Regions from separate parts of the Homo sapiens genome. Here region 2 is linked to region 1. A link is an interaction called in ENCODE POLR2A ChIA-PET data of the cell type or tissue named here. Cell type or tissue: A673. All regions are shown on one strand. Links, peaks and the distances in the headings refer to the core of each region. The heading gives the core; the rest is flanking DNA. Region 1 overlaps SPTBN4 (spectrin beta, non-erythrocytic 4). Region 2 overlaps MAP3K10 (mitogen-activated protein kinase kinase kinase 10).

The links. ChIA-PET counts read pairs that join two places held together with the same protein. Peaks named below come from ENCODE experiments on the same cell type or tissue, not always from the same donor. Only the 100,000 strongest peaks of a DNase experiment are listed, where the experiment ranks them.
Region 2: POLR2A ChIA-PET joins it to region 1 with 10 read pairs; 4 of 35 experiments call an interaction of 5 or more read pairs at or near these places.

The regions. Positions count from the first base shown.
Region 1 is chr19:40,514,700-40,524,093 of GRCh38, forward strand. It overlaps SPTBN4 (spectrin beta, non-erythrocytic 4), which reads left to right. Exons shown (of 36, transcript NM_020971.3): 15 at 612-749; 16 at 4,702-5,452; 17 at 8,738-8,940. Among named protein-coding and RNA genes, the nearest start is that of SPTBN4, 52 kb to the left of the region's middle. RefSeq lists a silencer at 8,625-8,920. In A673, for the core only: a CTCF peak has its summit at 6,773 (motif pointing left); DNase peaks (open chromatin) are centred at 4,942 and 6,782; H3K27me3 peaks cover 1,971 bases.
Region 2 is chr19:40,192,271-40,201,664 of GRCh38, forward strand. It overlaps MAP3K10 (mitogen-activated protein kinase kinase kinase 10), which reads left to right. Exons shown (of 10, transcript NM_002446.4): 1 at 1-443; 2 at 6,105-6,285. Among named protein-coding and RNA genes, the nearest start is that of MAP3K10, 5.5 kb to the left of the region's middle. In A673, for the core only: no CTCF peak of the experiment used is centred there; no DNase peak of the experiment used is centred there; H3K27ac peaks cover 278 bases.

The sequences.
Region 1 (9,394 bases), core at 406-8,405:
TTCAGGGGCAAAGACCAAGGCTGTGGGGCTGGGTGGAATCATTGAAGAAGGGTGTGAAGGAAAACCCAGAGGGCTCAGGGTGGAGTTGCTGCTGAGGAATCTCACATTTAAACATCAGGTAGAGGCTGGGCGTGGTGGCTCACGCCTGTAATCCCAGTACTTTGGGAGGCCAAGGCAGGTGGATCATATAAGATCAGGAGTTGGAGACCAGCCTGGCTAACATGGTGAAATCCCGTTTCTACTAAAAATAGAAAAGTTAGCTGGGCGTGGTGGCGCATGCTTGTAATCCCAGCTACATGGGAGGCTGAGACATGAGAATCGCTTGAATCCGGGAGGCAGAGGTTGCAGTGAGCCACAATCGCGCCACTGCACTCCAGCCTGGGTGACAGAGCGAGACTCTGTCTCAATACATACATACATAAATTAATTAAATTAAATTAAATAAGTTAAATTAAATTAAATAAAATAAGCAGCAAGTAGAAGAGAAGGAGCCCACAAAGGAGGCTGAAAAGAAGGGTGGATTGAGAATTAGGAGTAGAACCAGTAGAAGGTATTTCATAAAACCAAGGTCCGCAGGGTTCGGGTGTCTGAGCATCTCCATCCTCCTGCAGATTCGAGAGCCTGGACCAAGAGATGAACAGCCTGATGGGCCGCGTTCTGGACGTGAACCACACAGTCCAGGAGCTGGTGGAAGGAGGCCACCCCAGTTCAGATGAGGTGCGTTCCTGCCAGGACCACCTCAACAGCAGGTAGGAGGGCCTGGGGCTGGGAGTCCCTCCCATCCTTCCCTTCCACACTCACACAGCCATGGACAGCAAGATGTGCAATCTCAAACCCCTGGAATCATAATGGCCACCCGATAAATCAACAAAATGTTGACCAAAAATCATAATCCCTGATACTGGTGATGACGTGGTAAAATTAAAACAACATTTCAGTTGGCTGTTCATTTATTTGTCCAGAAAGAATGTATTGGATATCTACAATCTGCCAGGAGTATTCCCAAGCACTTTATATACCTTTCTAAAGTATCCCAACATTCTTCCGGGCACAGTGGCTCATACTGTAATCCCAGCACTTCAGGAGGCTGAGATGGGTGGATCACTTGAGCTCATGAATTCAAGACCAGCCTGGGCAACATGGTGAAACCCCGTCTCTCTCTCTACGTGCGCGCACACACACACACACACACACACACACAAAATATATATATACACACACATATATATACACACATATATACGTATATATACACATATATACGTATATATACACATATATACGTATATATACACATATATACGTATATATACACACATATACGTATATATACACATATATATGTATATATATATACACACTATATATATGTATATATATATACAAAATTTAGCCAAGCATGGTGGTGCACATTTGTAGTCCCAGCTACATGGGAGGCTGAGTTGGGAGGATGCCTTGAGCCCAGGAGGTAGAGATTGCAGTGAGCAGAGATTGTGCCACTGCACTCCAGCCTGGGCAATAGAGCCAGACCTTGTCTCAAAAAAAAAAAAAAAAAAATTCCCAATATCCCAATTTCCATAGTAAAGATCCTAGAATTCAGAACTCTCTCTCTCTCTCTTTTGAGACAGGATCTTGCTCTGTTGCCCAGGTTGGAATACAGTGGCATGATCATGGCTCATTGCAGCCTCCAACACCTAGGCTCAAGCGATCCTCCCACCTCTGCCTCCTGAGGAACTGGGACTACAGGTGCATATCACCATGCCCAGCTAATTAAAAAAAATTTTTTTTGTAGAGACAGGGTCTCACTGTGTTGGCCATGCTGGTCTTACAACTCCTGGGCTCGGCTGGGCGTGGTAGCTCACACCTGTAATCCCAGCACTTTGGGAGGCCAAGGCAGGTGGATCACCTGAGGTCAGGAGTTCGAGACCAGCCTGACCAATATGGTGAAACCCCATCTCTACTAAAAATACAAAAATTATCCGGGCATGGTGGCATGTGCCTGTAGTCCTAGCTACTCAGGAGGCTGAGGCAGAAGAATTGCTTGAACCCGGGAGGCAGAGGCTACAGTGAGCCAAGATCACACCACTGCACTCCAGCCTAGGTGACAGAGCAAGAATCTATACCAAAACAGACAAACAAACAAACAAACAAACAAAAACCTCCTGGCCTCCTCCCACCTTGGCCTTCCAAAGAGCTGGGATTACAGTGTAAGCTACTGCTCCTAGCCCAGAACTCTTTAAGATAAGTAACAAACTAATATCAGTACCTCTGGAATACTACCAGCAATTCTCCCAGTGCAGGTGGGGTTCATAGATGAAGATACAAGTCCAAAAAGGTGAACTCCTTATCCAAGATTACTCAGTCTATAAGTAGGAGTCAAATACAGTTCTGGCTGAATCCTGAGCTGTAGCTGTTTATCTAATATATCCAGTCTTCCTGGTAACACTATGAGGTGGAAACTACCCCACATTAGAGAGGAGAAAACTGGATCTCAGAGAGGCGAAGATGGAGGCCCAAGGTTACACAGCAAGTTAGGGGATCAAACCGGGCTTTGAAGATGGATATGTTTGACTTCAAAGACTGTGCTCTTTTTTTTTTTTTCTTTCTTGAGACAGGGTCTTGCTCTTTCGCCCAGACTGGAGTGCAGTGGTACGATCATGGCTCACTACAGCCTTCACCGCCCCCGACCCGAGCTCAAGAAATCCTCCTGCCTCAGCCTCTTGAGTAGTGGGACTATGGATGCACACCACTGCACCCGGCTAATTTTTGTATTTTTTGTACAGATGGGGTCTCACTCTGTTGCCCAGACTGGTCTCGAACTCCTGGGCTCAAGTGATCTTCTGCCTTGGCCTCCGCAAGTGCTGGAATTACAGGCATGAGCCACTCTGCCCCACCCAAAGACTACGCTCTTGACTCTGTGCTGCAAGATTCCAATATCCAGGGATTTTAAAACCTCTGTAGCCAAGACCATCGCAAAGCATCCAGGCCTAAAAAAATAACTACAATCATAACGATTTACAGCATGTAGAGAGATCTATATGCCAAGTGCTTTAGCCACATGATCTCGTTACACACTCAATGAAGTGGACTTTATTATCCCCATTTTCCAGATGAGGAAACTGAAGATCAGAGAAGGAAATGATTTGCCCAAGGTCACATGGCAAATCTGGCCAGAGCAGAACTTGAACTCGGGTCTGCCTGATTTCAGAGTCCTAATCTCTGTCCTCATGGTGTGTCCATTCTAGAGGGGGCAGAAAGACAGTTAAATACACTAATAAATGGACAAGATATTTAGAGAATCATAATGGCTTTATGCAAGAAACAGGCAGGGCATGGTGGCTCACGCCTGTAATCCTAGCATTTTGGGAGGCCGAGGCAAGCAGATCACTTGAGGTCAGGAGTTTGAGACCAGCCTGGCCAATGTGATGAAACCCCATCTCTATTAAAAATATAAAAACTAGCCGGGTGTGGTGGTGCACGCCTGTAATCCCAGCTACTTGGGAGGCTGAGGCAGGAGAATCCCATGAACCTGGGAGGCGGAGGTTGCAGTGAGCTGAGATCGTGCCACTGCACTCCAGCCTGGGCAACAGAGCAAGACTCTGTCTAAAAAAGAAAACAAAATTTAAAAAACCCAAACTATTGAGGACCCCAAGAGCTTGTTTTAGTGGGTCATATCTATTGCTATTTACTATATTAGAACTTAGTACTGAGAAAATTTAAAATGTTTTTATTTTTATTTATTTATTTTGAGACAGGGTCTCATTACTCTGTCACCCAGGCTGGAGTGCAGTGGCACAATCATGGCTCACTGCAGCCTCGACTTCGCAGGCTCCAGCAATCCTCCCATCTCAGCCTCCCAAGTAGCTGGGACCATAGGTGTGCACCCCCACGCCCAGCTAATTTTTGTATTTTAGGAGTCTCACCATGTTGCCCAGGCTGCTCTCCAACTCCTGAGCTCAAGCGATCCACCTGCTTCCGTCTTCCAAAGTGCTGGGATTACAGGTGTGAACCACTGCACCCGGCTGAGAAATTTGAAAACATTATTTAAAAATAACAATACACTGGGAGTGGTGCGTGCCTGTTAGACCTGTGAGGCTGAGGTGGGAGGACCGCTTGAGCCTGCGAATTGGAGGCTTCAGTGTGCCATAAACGAGTTCATGAATAGCCACTGCGTTCTAGCCTGGGCAACATAGTGAGATCTCACGTCTTAAAAAAATTTTTTTAAATCTAAATATCTAACGTGTTAATATAACTTTTTTATTAAAAATAACTTTTCATAACACAAAATGTACTAAGAGTGGCATTGTTTCGTACCTTTGCAAATCTCTTTAAAGTCTGGTTTAAGAGATGGCAGCTGGGCTTCTCTTAAATCAGAGTCGGCTTCTGCTCTCAGTCTCTCCTGCCGCCTCTGGAAAACTCCACTGAACACTCGGGAAAGAATGAGAGTGAAAAAGCAAATGGCGTCTTAACACATTTTTATGAAGATAGTTTTGTCCTCTATCAGATTACATGTTGAGAATGGCTGCCCTAAGCAAAAGTGCTGCGTAGGGTTCCATTTTACACCGGCAGAAACTGGAGAAACTTTCTGAGGTCACACAGTGGCTGGGTGGCTTGGGCCTGGATTCTACCCTGGGTCGGCGGGCCCTCCGCGCCCAAGAGGAGTCCCTGTCCTCCTCAAGTCACTCTCTTTCCCCTGGGCAGGTGGAACCGCATCGTGGAGCTAGTGGAACAGCGCAAAGAGGAAATGAGCGCGGTGCTGCTGGTGGAGAACCACGTGCTGGAGGTGGCCGAGGTGCGCGCCCAGGTGCGTGAGAAGCGGAGAGCTGTGGAGAGCGCGCCCCGGGCCGGCGGCGCCCTGCAGTGGCGTCTTAGCGGCCTAGAGGCCGCTCTGCAGGCGCTGGAGCCGCGCCAGGCGGCCCTTCTGGAGGAGGCAGCCCTGCTGGCTGAGCGCTTCCCGGCGCAGGCGGCGCGGCTGCACCAGGGCGCGGAGGAGCTGGGCGCCGAGTGGGGCGCGCTAGCTAGCGCGGCTCAGGCCTGCGGCGAGGCGGTGGCGGCAGCAGGGCGCCTGCAGCGCTTCCTACATGACCTCGACGCTTTCCTGGACTGGCTCGTGCGCGCCCAGGAGGCGGCGGGCGGCAGCGAGGGGCCCCTGCCCAACAGCCTAGAAGAGGCGGACGCGCTGCTGGCGCGCCACGCTGCGCTCAAGGAGGAGGTGGACCAGCGCGAGGAAGACTATGCTCGCATCGTGGCGGCCAGCGAGGCGCTGCTGGCCGCCGACGGCGCAGAGCTGGGCCCGGGCCTGGCACTAGACGAGTGGCTGCCACACCTCGAACTTGGCTGGCATAAACTGCTCGGCTTGTGGGAGGCGCGCAGGGAGGCGCTGGTCCAGGCGCACATCTACCAGCTCTTCCTGCGGGATCTACGCCAGGCGCTCGTGGTGCTGCGTAACCAGGTGCCCACTCGGGGTGTACATTTCGGAGAGGGAGAGTCCGAGGCCGCGGGGGGATTGCAGGGACAGGGACATGCGGGGGTGGGGAGGAGGGTGTTTCCTGGGACCACTGGGTTCTGAGGTGGGTGGGAGGTGAGAGAGTATCCGGAATGGATAACTGAGTTTGTGGAACATCCAGTGTGTGTGGAAGTGTGTATGTAACAGAATTTGAGGAGTATCATCAGTGGGGTAGGTTGGTGTCTTATCGGAGGTGACAGTTTGTGGGCTATCCCGAGTAAGTAATGCACGAGGATATTTATTGGAGTGGCTTCCTGGGTTCGTGGATTATCTGAAAGGAAATAAGACTATGAGGTTGATTGGCGATGGTTAAATGGGGTTCAAAGAAGATCTTGGTATGGATAACAAAGGATTAGGATTATGGAGGTAGGTAACAGGCTGAGGGGTTATTGGAGTCAGTCAGTGATTGTGGATTACATGGTGTGGATGGCTAAATTAGCACAATATCTTCATTTCTGGGAATGACAACTATGGATTCTCTGGAGAGAGTAACTGTGTCTGTGGCATGAGGAACCAAGTGCAGTGGTTATCTGGGGACAGCCAATCCAGTTGGGAGATCACTCTGGGATGGGAACCAAGTTTGAGAATTTTGGCAAGATGGAACAGCCAGTTTTCAGATTGTCCAGTGTTTGGGGATCATGTTAGAAAGGGTGCCTGCCTGTACTGGTTATATAAGGGATGCTGACCCAGTTTGAGGATTATCTACAGCAGTGGTCCCCAATCTTTTTTTTTTTTCTTTAGATAGAGTCTTGCTCTGTAGCTAGGCTGGAGGGCAGTGGCGTGATCTCAGCTCACTGAAACCTCAGCCTCCCGGGTTCAAACGATTCTCCTGCCTCAGCCTCCCAAGTAGCTGGGACTACAGGCGCGAGCCACCATGACCAGCTAATTTTTGTATTTTTAGTAGAGATGGGGTTTCACCATGTTGGCCAGGATGGTTTTGATCTCTTGACCTCATGATCCGCCTGCCTCGGCCTCCCAAAGTGTTGGGATTACAGACATGAGCCACTGCACCAGGCCCAGTCCCTAATCTTTTTGGCACCAAGGACTGGTTTTCTGGAAGACAATTTTTTCCACAAACCGGTGGGAAAAGGAGGAATGTTTTCAGGATGATTCAAGCGAATTACATTTATTGTGTGCTTTATTTCTATTGTTATTACATTATAACATATAATGAAATAATTATAAAACTCACTATAATGTAGAATCAGTGGGAGTCCTGAGCTTGTTTTCCTGCAACTAGACGTTCCCATCTAGTGACATCTAGGGGTGATGGGAGGCAGCGACAGATCATCGGGCATTAGATTCTCATAAGGAGTGTGCAACCTGGATCCCCCACATGCGCAGTTCACAATAGGGTTTGTGTTCCTATGAGAATGTAAAGCTGCTGCTGATCTGACAGGAGGCAGAGCTCAGGCAGTAATGCTCACTCGCCCCCCCTCCACCTCCTGCTATGCGGCCCAGTTTTTAACAGGCGATGGACTAGTACCCCTCTGTGGCCCAGGGCTTGGGAAATCCTGATCTAGGGAGTGGAGGAGAAAGGACAGAGAGCCCCTGAATCATAAGATTACTAAATATGGAGCTGAAGTGGCCTTGAGAGACCCTTTCTGACCCACCCATTTAAAAAATAGAGACAGGATCTTGCTATGCTGCCCAGGCTGGTCTCCAGCTCCTGGGCTCAAACAGTCCCCCTGCTTTGGCCTCCCAAAGTGCTGGGATTGCAGGTGTGAGCCACCATGCCCGGCCCTGACCCACTCATTTTACTAGTTAGAAAACTAACCCCAGAGGGAAAAGAACTTCCTTGAGTTCACACAGTACCCAGTTTAGTTGTCTTCTTTTTTTGAGACAGGACCTCACTCTGTCACCCGGGCCAGAGTACAGTGGCACGATCATGACTCACTGCAGCCTTGATCTATGGGGCTCAAGCAATCCTCCCACGTCAGCCCTCCAAGTAGCTGGGACTACAGGCACGTGCCACCATGCCTGGTTAATTTTTTGTATTTTTAGTAGAGATGGGATTTCACCATGTTGCCCAGGCTGGTCTTGAACTCCTGGGGTCAAGTGATCCTCCCGCCTCTGCCTCCCAAAGTGCTGGGATTATAGGCATGAGCCACCGTGCCCAGCCTTCAGTCTTCATAGTAACCAATTTTTTTTTTTTTTTTTTTTGAGATGGGGTCTTGCTCTGTCACCCAGGCTGGAGTGCAGTGGCGTGATCTTGGCTCACTGCACCTCCTCCGCCTTCTGGGTTCAAGCGATTCTCCTGCCTCAGCCTCCTGAGTAGCTGGGATAACAGGTGTGTGCCACTACACCCGGCTAATATTTGTATTTGTAGTAGAGATGAGGTTCACCATGTTGGCCAGGCTGGTCTCGAACTCCTGACCTCAGGTGATCCACCCACCTCGGCCTCCCAAAGTGCTGGGATTACAGGCATGAGCCACCATGTCCGGCCTAATATTAACCAAATATTTACTGAGTGCCTCCTCTGTGCTGGGCGCTATTTTGGGGCTGAGCACACCTCAGGCAACAAAATACAAAATCCTGCCCTCATGTGGTTGACATTCTAGTATGTAGGGGAGGAGAGAGTAAACAAGTCAATGCATCGCTAATATTGCCAGGTACATGCTATGAGAAATAATACAGGAGGGTTGGCTGGGTGTGGTGGCTCACGCCTGTAATCCCAGCACTTCGGGAGTCCAAGGCAGGTGGATTACCTGCGGTCAGGAGTTTGAGACCAGCCTGGCCAACATGGTGAAACCCCGTCTCTACCAAAAATACAAAAAAATTAGCCGGGCATGGTGGTATGCACCTGTAATCCCAGATACTTGGGAGGCTGAGGCGGGAGAATCACTTGAACCCAGGAGGTGGAGGTTGCAGTGAGCCGGGATTGCACCACTGCATCCAGCCTGGGCAACAGAGTGAGACTCCATCTGCTCCCTCCCTGCCAAAAAGAAATAATACAGGAGGGTAGTGGGATAGGGCTGGGGTGGGAGTTGATAAATTTGGCAGGTTGGTCAGAGACCTGAAGAAAGTGAAGGAGCCAGCCATGGGGGTATCTGGAGGGACAGACTCCCAGGCAGAAGCACCAGCATGGGCAACAGCCCCGAGGTGGGACCACAACTGGAATGTTCTATGCTTGCAAGGTTGCGGGGAGTGGTGGCAAGCCAGGCTGGCAGCCTCTCCCAGGTCCTGGAATGGAATGAGGCTGACCTTTGCACCACGCTCCCTCCTCCCCAGGAGATGGCGCTGTCTGGTGCGGAGCTCCCGGGCACAGTGGAATCGGTGGAGGAGGCCTTGAAACAGCACCGTGACTTTCTCACCACCATGGAGCTGAGCCAGCAAAAGATGCAGGTGGCCGTGCAGGCTGCAGAGGGCCTGCTGAGGCAGGGCAACATCTACGGGGAGCAGGCTCAGGAGGCTGTGACCCGGCTGCTGGAGAAGTAGGTCCCCTAGACCCATCCACCCCAGGGAGGGGGCAGAAGATGGGGCCCAGCATAGGGGAGTGGTGTGGGAGGCCAGGGTCCCACTCCTTTCATCACGATTTCTGCTTCTCTGGGGCTCTTTCCTATTTCTATTTAATTCCATGTTGTCTTAGATTTGATTTAAGTGGATTTTTTTTTTTGAGACGGGGTCTCACTGTGTTGCCCAGGCTGGAGTGCAGTAGCACGATCTCGGCTCACTGCAACCCTCACCTCCCAGGTTCAAGTGATTCTCCTGCCTCAGCCTCCCGAGTAGCTGGGGCTACAGGCATGAGCCACCACGCTGGCTAATTTTTGTATTTTTAGTAGAGACACGGTTTCACCATGTTGGCCAGACTGGTCTTGAACTCTTGACCACCCACCTTGGCCTCCCAAAGTGCTGTGATTAGCGGCATGAGCCACTGCACCTGGCCTT
Region 2 (9,394 bases), core at 605-8,604, 320 kb before region 1:
CCCCGCTGCACCCGCGGGCCTCCAGCTGCCCCAGGAGATCCCCTTCCACGAGCTGCAGCTAGAGGAGATCATCGGTGTGGGGGGCTTTGGCAAGGTCTATCGGGCCCTGTGGCGTGGCGAGGAGGTGGCAGTCAAGGCCGCCCGGCTGGACCCTGAGAAGGACCCGGCAGTGACAGCGGAGCAGGTGTGCCAGGAAGCCCGGCTCTTTGGAGCCCTGCAGCACCCCAACATAATTGCCCTTAGGGGCGCCTGCCTCAACCCCCCACACCTCTGCCTAGTGATGGAGTATGCCCGGGGTGGTGCACTGAGCAGGGTGCTGGCAGGTCGCCGGGTGCCACCTCACGTGCTGGTCAACTGGGCTGTGCAGGTGGCCCGGGGCATGAACTACCTACACAATGATGCCCCTGTGCCCATCATCCACCGGGACCTCAAGTCCATCAACAGTAAGTGGTGTCCTCTCCCCAAAATTCCTTCCACAGAACCTCTCAAGGCCAGGCCTAGGTGGTGGGAAACAGGGTGAGGGACACCAGATGACACTGTGCCTGGAGTGAGAAGGGGCAGCAGTATGATACCTTCAGGGTGAAGGTGAGGTAGGCCTTGCCTGCCTTAAGGGAGAAAAAGGAGGCTCAGAAAGGTTGAAGGACTTACCTGCCTCCCAGGCTGCAGAGTCACAATCGCTCAGTAAACATGTATCCATGAACACCTGCGTTCCCTGCATGAACAGGACAGATGCAGTGCCTGCCTTCAAGGTGCTTGCCATCCAGCCATGCTGCCAGAGTCCACCAGGCAGAGACAAAAAGAGCCTACCCCGTCTGGAGTCAGTGTCTCTCAACCCCAGCACTATTGGCACTTGAGGCCAGATCATTGTTGTAGGGGCTGTCCTGTAAATTGTGAGTTGCTTAGCGGCATCTTTAGCCTCTTCCCACTAGATGTCATTAGCATTCCCTGCCCCCTCTCCCCAGCTATGACAACCAAAAGTGTCTCCAGGCATTGCAAATGTCCCCTGGGGGGCAGAATCACCCCCAGTTGAGAACCATTTCCTGGAGTCTTCATAGGCCGAGCTGGCCAAGGCAAACTGGAAAAGATGAGGGAGGAATTAAATTGATGTGGCTTATATAAAAGCTTCCAGGCTGCCTGATAGGTTCTCCAAAGTTGATTGGTTGGTTGAATAAATAATGGAGCCAGGTAGAAGGGAACATTCTGCAAGACTCATTTCTAGATGGAAGAGCTTCATGTGGTGTCAACAAGTATTAATTGAGCACCTATTAAGCAGGAGCCCAGCTGGGAGTAAGACAGCCATGGTTTCTGCCCTGACAGTACTCACAGGCTAGCAATTTCATTCATTCATTCCACAGATATTTCCAGAGTGCTGTGTGCCAGACCCTGTCCCAGGGATACAGCAAGAAAAAAAAAATCTTACATTCCTGGCTCTCCCATTCGTGCTGTGCCCCATCTCACTCCCTTTCATTTCTTCATTCATTTGTTCATTCTTCCATTTGGTATTTACCAGGCCAGATCATGTGCTAAGCAAAGGCATCAGCAGTGGAGAAGGCCAGCATGTCCCCGGCCCTCACGTCACTCACAGTTAAGCCCCAAAATGTGAAGGTGCCCCCTTTGCTCTCAACACCCACATCTCATCTATTCCTGATTTCTGTCACTTCTACATCTTGAAATTTATTTTAATCCATCCCACTATTTTTAGGAATATATTGCTATTCCCCACCCATAGCAATTGTAAGCCCCTAGAATAGAGGGACTGCATCTTCCTTGCCTCCCAAGCCTGACATTTGTATATCAACAGAGAGCTTGGCTGGGCGCGGTGGCTCACGCCTGTAATCCCAGCACTTTGGGAGGCCGACGTGGGTGCATCACCCGAGGTCAGGAGTTCGAGACCAGCCTGACCAATATGGTGAAACCCCTTCTCTACTAAAAATACAAAAATTAGCTGGGCATGGTGGCATGCATCTGTAATCCCAGCTACTCAGGCTGAGGCAGAAGAATCGCTTGAAACCAGGAGGTGGAGGTTGCAGTGAGCCGAGATTGCACCACTGCACTCCAGCCTGGGTGACAGAGCAAGATTCCATCGCAAAAAAAAAAAGCTAACATGTGACCACGATGTGCCAGAGCTGGTGCTGTGTCTGGGGAACTGATGCTTATGCCCCAGCACCTCTGAAATGTTGGGTAAATGGAGGCAGGGCCACCCAGCATGCTCCTGTTGAAGGCTGGGACTCCTCAGCCCTTCCTCACCTCTGCTGATTGACAGCACGCCCCACACCCCCAGGTTTTTTGTAGCCAGTGCTATCTGGTCAAAGGGTCAGTGGGCCTCTTATGGCCAGGGCTTCCTCCCGGGGTGATGGGTCTGCTCTGTGCCAGAAACAGAGGACACAGCGCCTCCACAGCACTGCTTCCCCACTCATCCTACCCTAAGGAGCGCCTCATCTGCCATCATTCATTCATTGGTTCATTCCACCAGTAATTCTTAAGTGCCTACTCTTACTAGGCACTGCCTCAGCTCTGGGATTACAGAAGTGAACAAGGCAAGATTTCTCCCTCCCCCAGCTATGGAATTTATATTCCGGTGAACAGGAATAAATGATGGATAGATGGATACCAAAATTTCAGAGAGTATCAGGGGCTCTCAGTGGACTAAGGCAAAGGCTGGAGCAGAGGGTTCTCTTTATTTAGATCGGGTGGTCAGGGAAGGCAACATTTGAGCAGAGACCTGAACAAAGGGGACCCAGCTTTACAAAGATCTGGGGAAGGGGAACAGTGGGGCACATGCCCTGAGGTGGGAGTGAGTGTGTCTCACTGGAGAACAGCAAGACCAGAACAGCAGGCATTGAGGCAGAGATGGGAGGAAGTAGGATCAGAAAGGCTGGCAGGAGCCAGATCACATAGGACCTTGGGGGCCATGGTGAGGACTTGGGGTATTTTATTTGATGTAGTGGAAGCCATTAGAGGATTTGAAGCAGGGAGTGACATGATTACATAAAGATTTTGAAGGGGGACTGACTTAGGCCCAGCCTGGGAAATACAGAAATAAAGCATAAAACCATGAGATGTTCCCTCTGTCACAGGGTTTCGATACAAACAGGAGAGGTGGGGACCTAAGAAGGGAAAACTTCTGCAGAGGTGGAGTTACAGACTAGGAATTTACAGTGGGGGCTTCCAGGAGGAGGTAACACTGAAGCCCGCCCGGCCTTTTTTTTTTTTTTTTTTTTTTTTTTTTTTTTTTTTTGAGACAGAGTCATCTCACTCTGTGACCCAGGCTGGAGTGCAGTAGTGTGATCACAGCTCACTGAACCTTCCGCCTCCCGGGTTCAAGTGATCCTTCCACCTCAACTTTCCAAGTAGGCAGGGCTACAGGCGTGCGCCACCAAGCCTGGCTAATTTTTGTATTTCTAGTAGAGACGGTGGTCTTGCCATGTTGGCCAGGCTGGTCTTGAACTCCTGACCTCAGGTGATCCGCCTGCCTTAGCCTCCCAAAGTGCTAGGATTACAGGCATGAGCCACCGCGTCCAATCTGAAGCTGGGCTTTAAAGGATGGGCAGGATTATCAATTGTGTGACCCTGGGTGATTTGCCAATCTCTGCCACCTTCAGTTCCTTCATCTGCCAAATGGGCATGATAGTAGAACTACCTTACTATTATTATTATGACTGGGAAGTAGCCAGGAATGGCAAAAAGAAAAGTGGAGAAATTCGGAACAATTATGGCAATATCACACACTAATAATAACAGCTAACACTTTTAAAGGCCCTATTGCTTCAGGCAATAAATTTTTACTATAACGCTAGAAGGTAAATTCTGTTACGAGCCCCATTTCATAGAGGAGAAGTCTCGGTGTGAAGATTAAAGTAAACTGTACAGGGTTATGCACCTAGGAAGAAGCAGGGCTGAGACTCAAACCCAGGCAGCACACTGTATACTTTGGAGCCTCTATGTGATAGAAGGTAGTAAAATATCTCAGCAGTTAAGAGATTGAGCTCTGATGACAAAACTAATTCAAGCCTTTGTCCTGCCATTTTCTAACCATGTGACCTCTTGGCCAAGTGACTTCTGAGCCTCTGTTAGCTAGTCAAGAAAAATGGGTTGTGGCTGGGTGCAGTGGTTTACTCTTGTAGTCCCAGCAATTTGGGAGTCCAAGGCTGGAGGATTGTTTAAGCCCAGAAGTTTGAAGCTACAGCAAGCCATAATCACACCACTGCACTCCAGTCTGAGTGACAGAAAAAGACCCTGTCTCTTTATTTATTTATTTATTTCATTGAGATGGAGTCTCGCTCTGTCATCCAGGTTGAAGTGCAGTGGCACGATCTCGGCTCACTGCAACCTCTGCCTCCTGGGTTCAAGTGATCCTCTCACCAAAGCCTCTCAAATAGCTGGGACTCCAGGCACCCGCCACCACACCCAGCTAATTTTTGTATTTTTAGTAGAGACAGGGTTTCACTATGTTGGCCAGGCTGGTCTCGGTCTCCTGACCTCAAGTGATCCACCTACCTTGGCCTCCCAAAGTGCTGGGATTACAGGCATGAGCCACTGCTCCTGGCCAACCCTGTCTCTTTAAAAAAATAAAAAAGGGCTCGGGGTGGGGGTCATTCATGAGTCAATTCCTATAGAGAGCTTAGCACAGTACAAACACTAGCCATGATCCTCATGGCTGTTAGTGACAACCCGGGTAGAAAGTAAGCTAGAACCATCCAGTATGTTTAGGGAATACTTCAGTCAGATTTTGTCACGATCATGCTGTGTAATAAGCTACCCCCAAAACTCGGCATCTTAAAACAGCCATTGTGTATTACTGCTCCTGCATTTGCGGACCAGCTGGAGGGTAAACTGATGGAGGCTGGGCTCAGCTGGAGAGGCTTTGCTCCAAGTAGCTCTCATCTTCTTGGACAAGCAGGCTAGCTGAGGCATGTTGTCATGGTGATGACACAAGTGCAAGAGGGCCAGCAGACATGCAAGGCCTGGGCTTGGAATTGGCACCCTGTCATTCTTAGCCAAAGCAAGTCATACGGCTGAGCCAGAGTCAGGGTGCACTCTGCCTTTGTTTTTGTTTTTGTTTTTGTTTTCTCGGAGACAGAGTCTCGCTCTGTCACCCAGGCTGGAGTTCAATGGCGCAATCTCAGCTCACTGCCACCTCCACCTCCCAGGTTCAAGTGATTCTCATGCCTCAGCCTTCCAAGTAGCTGGGATTACAGGTGAGCACCATGATGCTCGGCTAATTTTTGTATTTTTAGTAGAGATGAGGTTTCACCATGTTGGCCAGGCTGGTCTCGAACTCCTGACCTCAAGTGATCCGCCTGCCTTAGCCTCCCAAAGTGCTGGGATTACAGGTGTGAGCCACCGTGCCTGGCCATACTCTGCCTCTTTAGCAGAAAGAATGGCAAAGTCTCATGGCAGAGTGTGGACACAGGAAGGGGTAGAATTGGGACCCTGACTGCAGTGTGCCACGGGGGTGATAGACACGAGGGGGAAGCCACGTTCCTCCCTTCTGCCCCAGGTTTGCACTTCCTGCTTCCAGGGTAGCTGGGAACTCAAGGCCTGGAGGACTAAGGCCTTGGCTGTTGTTTCTTTTTTTTGAGACGAGGTCTCACTCTATTGCCCAGGCTGGAGTGCAATGGCAAGACCATGGCTCACTGCAGCCTCAACCTCCCAGCCTCAAGTGATCCTCCCAACTTAGCCTCCCAAGTGGCTGGGACTGTAGGCATGCACCACCACACCCAGGTATTTTTAAAAAGTTTTTGTAGAGATGAGGTCTTGCCATGTTGCACAGGCTGGTCTCGAACTCCTGGGCTCAAGTGACCCGCTTCAGCCTTGGCTGTTGGTTCTTGACCATTCATGGAGCTCCCCAAAGCCCAGGACAGAATCAGGAGGGCAGAGGACACAGGAGGAGCTCCCTACTCCCTCATGGGAGCCTGGGACAGGGATTAGACCTGGGCGGAGGGGCTCATGGATGTTCCAGGCCAGGAAAGGACCTGCCACAGAGCGGGGCAGCCTGAGGCAGTGAGAGGAAAGACGTGTTTCTAGCTGAGGCAGCGGGCCAGAACACTTGGGTCTGCGGCGTGGCAGGTCTGGGGTGACCCACCTTTCTTCCCACCCCACAGTCCTGATCCTGGAGGCCATCGAGAACCACAACCTCGCAGACACGGTGCTCAAGATCACGGACTTCGGCCTCGCCCGCGAGTGGCACAAGACCACCAAGATGAGCGCTGCGGGGACCTACGCCTGGATGGCGCCGGAGGTTATCCGTCTCTCCCTCTTCTCCAAAAGCAGTGATGTCTGGAGGTGCTGAAAGGCGCGGCCGGGATGGCCTCTGGGGAGTAAGGGAGGGAGGAAGGGGTGAGGGCAGAGTGGGAGGGAGGGTCTCCTGCTGAAGCCAGGATCTCAGTCTGACAAAGGGACCTGCTGGCAAGGTCAGGCCACCAGACAAGTGCCAGTTACCTGTTCAGCTAGCACAAATGGCAACTAGGGGGCACACTGGATTAGAATAAAAAGCTCATAGGATCTAGAGACAAGGCCGGGCGCGGGGGCGCACACCTGTAATCCCAGCACTTTGGGAGGCCGAGGTGGGCGGATCACTTGAGGTCAGGAGTTTGAGACCAGCCTGACCAACATGGTGAAACCCCATCTCTACTAAAAATACTAAAATTACCTGGGCGTGGTGGCAGATGCCTGTTGTCCCAGCTACTCGGGAGACTGAGGCAGGAGAATCACTTGAGGCCGGGAGGCAGAGATTGCAGTGGGCTGGGATTGGCCACTGCACTCCAGCCTGGGTGACAGAGCGAGACTCTGTCTCCAAAAAAAGAAAAAATTTAAAAAAGCATAGAGACAGCACATGGATGCTAGCACTGAAAGCCCCCTCAGACACTAGCCCATGCACTGTCCCATCTGTCAGACAGGAAAATGATTAATTCACTCATTCATTCCTTCATCTAACTGCACCGGGTTCTAGGGATATAGCAGAGAAGAAAAATACATGCAATCCCTGCCCTCAGGAATAGTAAGTCAGTCAACATACAAGAAGCTCTTTTTTATAAAGCTGTTTTTTAAGAAAATTATAATTTTTAAAGACAAGTACACCAGAAAAAAGTGTTAGTACAAAGTGCGAGGAGGCTGAGAGGAAGGCACTTTAAGGGCTGGAAGACTACTTTTGGGAACGCTTCTCTGAGCAATCTGAGAAATGATACTTCATCTGAGTTCCAAGTGGCAAAAAGGAACCAGTCACGAAAAGTTTGGAGGAAGAAGGAGGTGCTGAGGTGAGCATGGTGTGTCCCAGAAACAGCAAAGAGGCCCATGTGGCTGCCACTGTGCAGGCAAGGAAGAGAGAGGTAGGAAATTATGTAGGAGAGGGAGCTGGAAGGCCCTGTGGGTGAGGGAGTGGCCTTCAGGTTTTATTCTAATGAAGTAGGAAGCCATGAGGAGCCATGTCTGAATAGAGTGGTAGCTCACACCTATAATCCCAGTACTTTGGGAGGCCAAGGTGGGAGGATCACTTGAGGCCAGGAATTTGAGACCAGCCTGGTCAATGTAGTGAGACCCCATGTATATGAAAAAGAAATTTTTAAATTAATTTTTATAAAAGGAAGTAAATAAAAACTCCTTTGGAGGCCGGGTGCGGTGGCTCACGCCTGTAATCCCAGCACTTTGGGAGGCCCAGGTGGGTGAATCCCTTGACACCAGGAGTTTGAGACCAGCCTGGCCAACATGGTGAAATCCCACCTCTACTAAAAATACAAAAATTCGGCCAGGCGCGGTGGCTCACGCCTGTAATCCTGGCACTTTGGGAGGCCGAGGTGGGTGGTTCACTTGAGGCCAGGAGTTCATTCAGGACTAGCCTGGCCAACATGGTGAAACCCCATCTCTACTAAAAATACAAAAATTAGCCAGGCATGGTGGTGGGTGCCTGTAGTCCTAGCTACTCAGGAGGCTGAGGCAGGGGAATTGCTTGACTGCAGGAGGCAGAGGTTGAGATGGCGCCGTTGCACTCCAGCCTGGGTGACAGAGCAAGACTCCATCTGAAAAAAAATACTTAAAAATAAAAGCTCCTTTGACTGTTAGGTAGAGACAGCCAATGATGGGTCTGTTGCTGTCACCAGTGAGAGTTGATGGTGGCCATGGAGACTTTCAACCCAGGACCTTCTGCTTGGTTGGAGCCAAACCTGGGTCTCCCCATTTACTGTTCCCGTCAATTCCCAGCTGAGGCTCCAGATTGTCCAAGCAGCAAATTAATGGGTATGGGACTGAGACAGATCAGACAGGAAGTCTCCAGCTCAGCCTAGAGCAGAGCAGCCCTTTGGGAGAATTTCCAACTGGCTGTACATCAGGCGTTCATTTGTGCTACCTTTTTTTTTTTTTTTTTTTTTTTTGGGACAGAGTCTCACTCTGCCGCCCAGGCTGGAGTGCAATGGCACAATCTCAGCTCACTGCACCCTCCTCCTCCCAGATTCAAGTGATTCTTGTGCCTCAGCCTCCCGAGTAGCTGAGATTATAGGCATGCACTGGCTAATTTTTATATTTTTAGTGGAGACAGGGTTTCACCATGTTGGCTAGGCTGGTCTTGAAGTCCTGACCTCAGGTGATCCGCCCGCCTCAGCCTCCTAGAGTGCTGGGATTACAGGCATGAGTCACTGCACCCGGCCGGGCAGGCTAATTCTTTCTGATGTGGTCCTGTCCTGTACTTAGCAGGATGCAGGATATCCACACCTCCCCGCCATAAACTTCAGTAACATTCTCAGTCATTATTACAATCACAGTAACCCCATAGGTTTCCAAGGACATGGGAGAGAGGGGTGGATCATGCTACCCTCCAGTTATAAACCACTGTTTCTCCCCCACCTTGTATGGTCTCCATTCTGAAGTTTACTTCATGATCCAAAATGACTGCTTGAGCTCCAGCGTTTTTTGTTTTTTTTTTTTTTTTGAGCTGGAGTCTTGCTCTGTCGCCCAGGCCGGAGTACAGCGGCGCGATCTTGGCTCACTGAAACCTCTGCCTCCTGGGTTCAAGCAATTATCCTGCCTCAGCCTCCCAAGTAGCTGGGACTACAGGCACATGCCACCAGGCCCAGCTAATTTTTGTATTATTTATTTATTTTTTTTAATTTTTCAGTAGAGACGGGGTTTCACCATATTGGCCAGGACAGCCTTGATCTCTTGACCTCATGATCTGCCCACCTGGGCCTCCTAAAGTGCTGGGATTACAGGCGTCAGCCACCGCACCCAGCCTTTTTTTTTTTTTTTTTTTTAACAGGGTCTTGCTCTGTCACCCAGGCTGGAGTGCAGTGATGCCGTCACAAATCATTGCAGCCTCAACCTCCTGGGCTCAAGTGATCCTCCCACCTCAGCCTCTCTAGTAGCTGGGACTACAGGCATGCCACCACACCAGGCTAATTTTTTG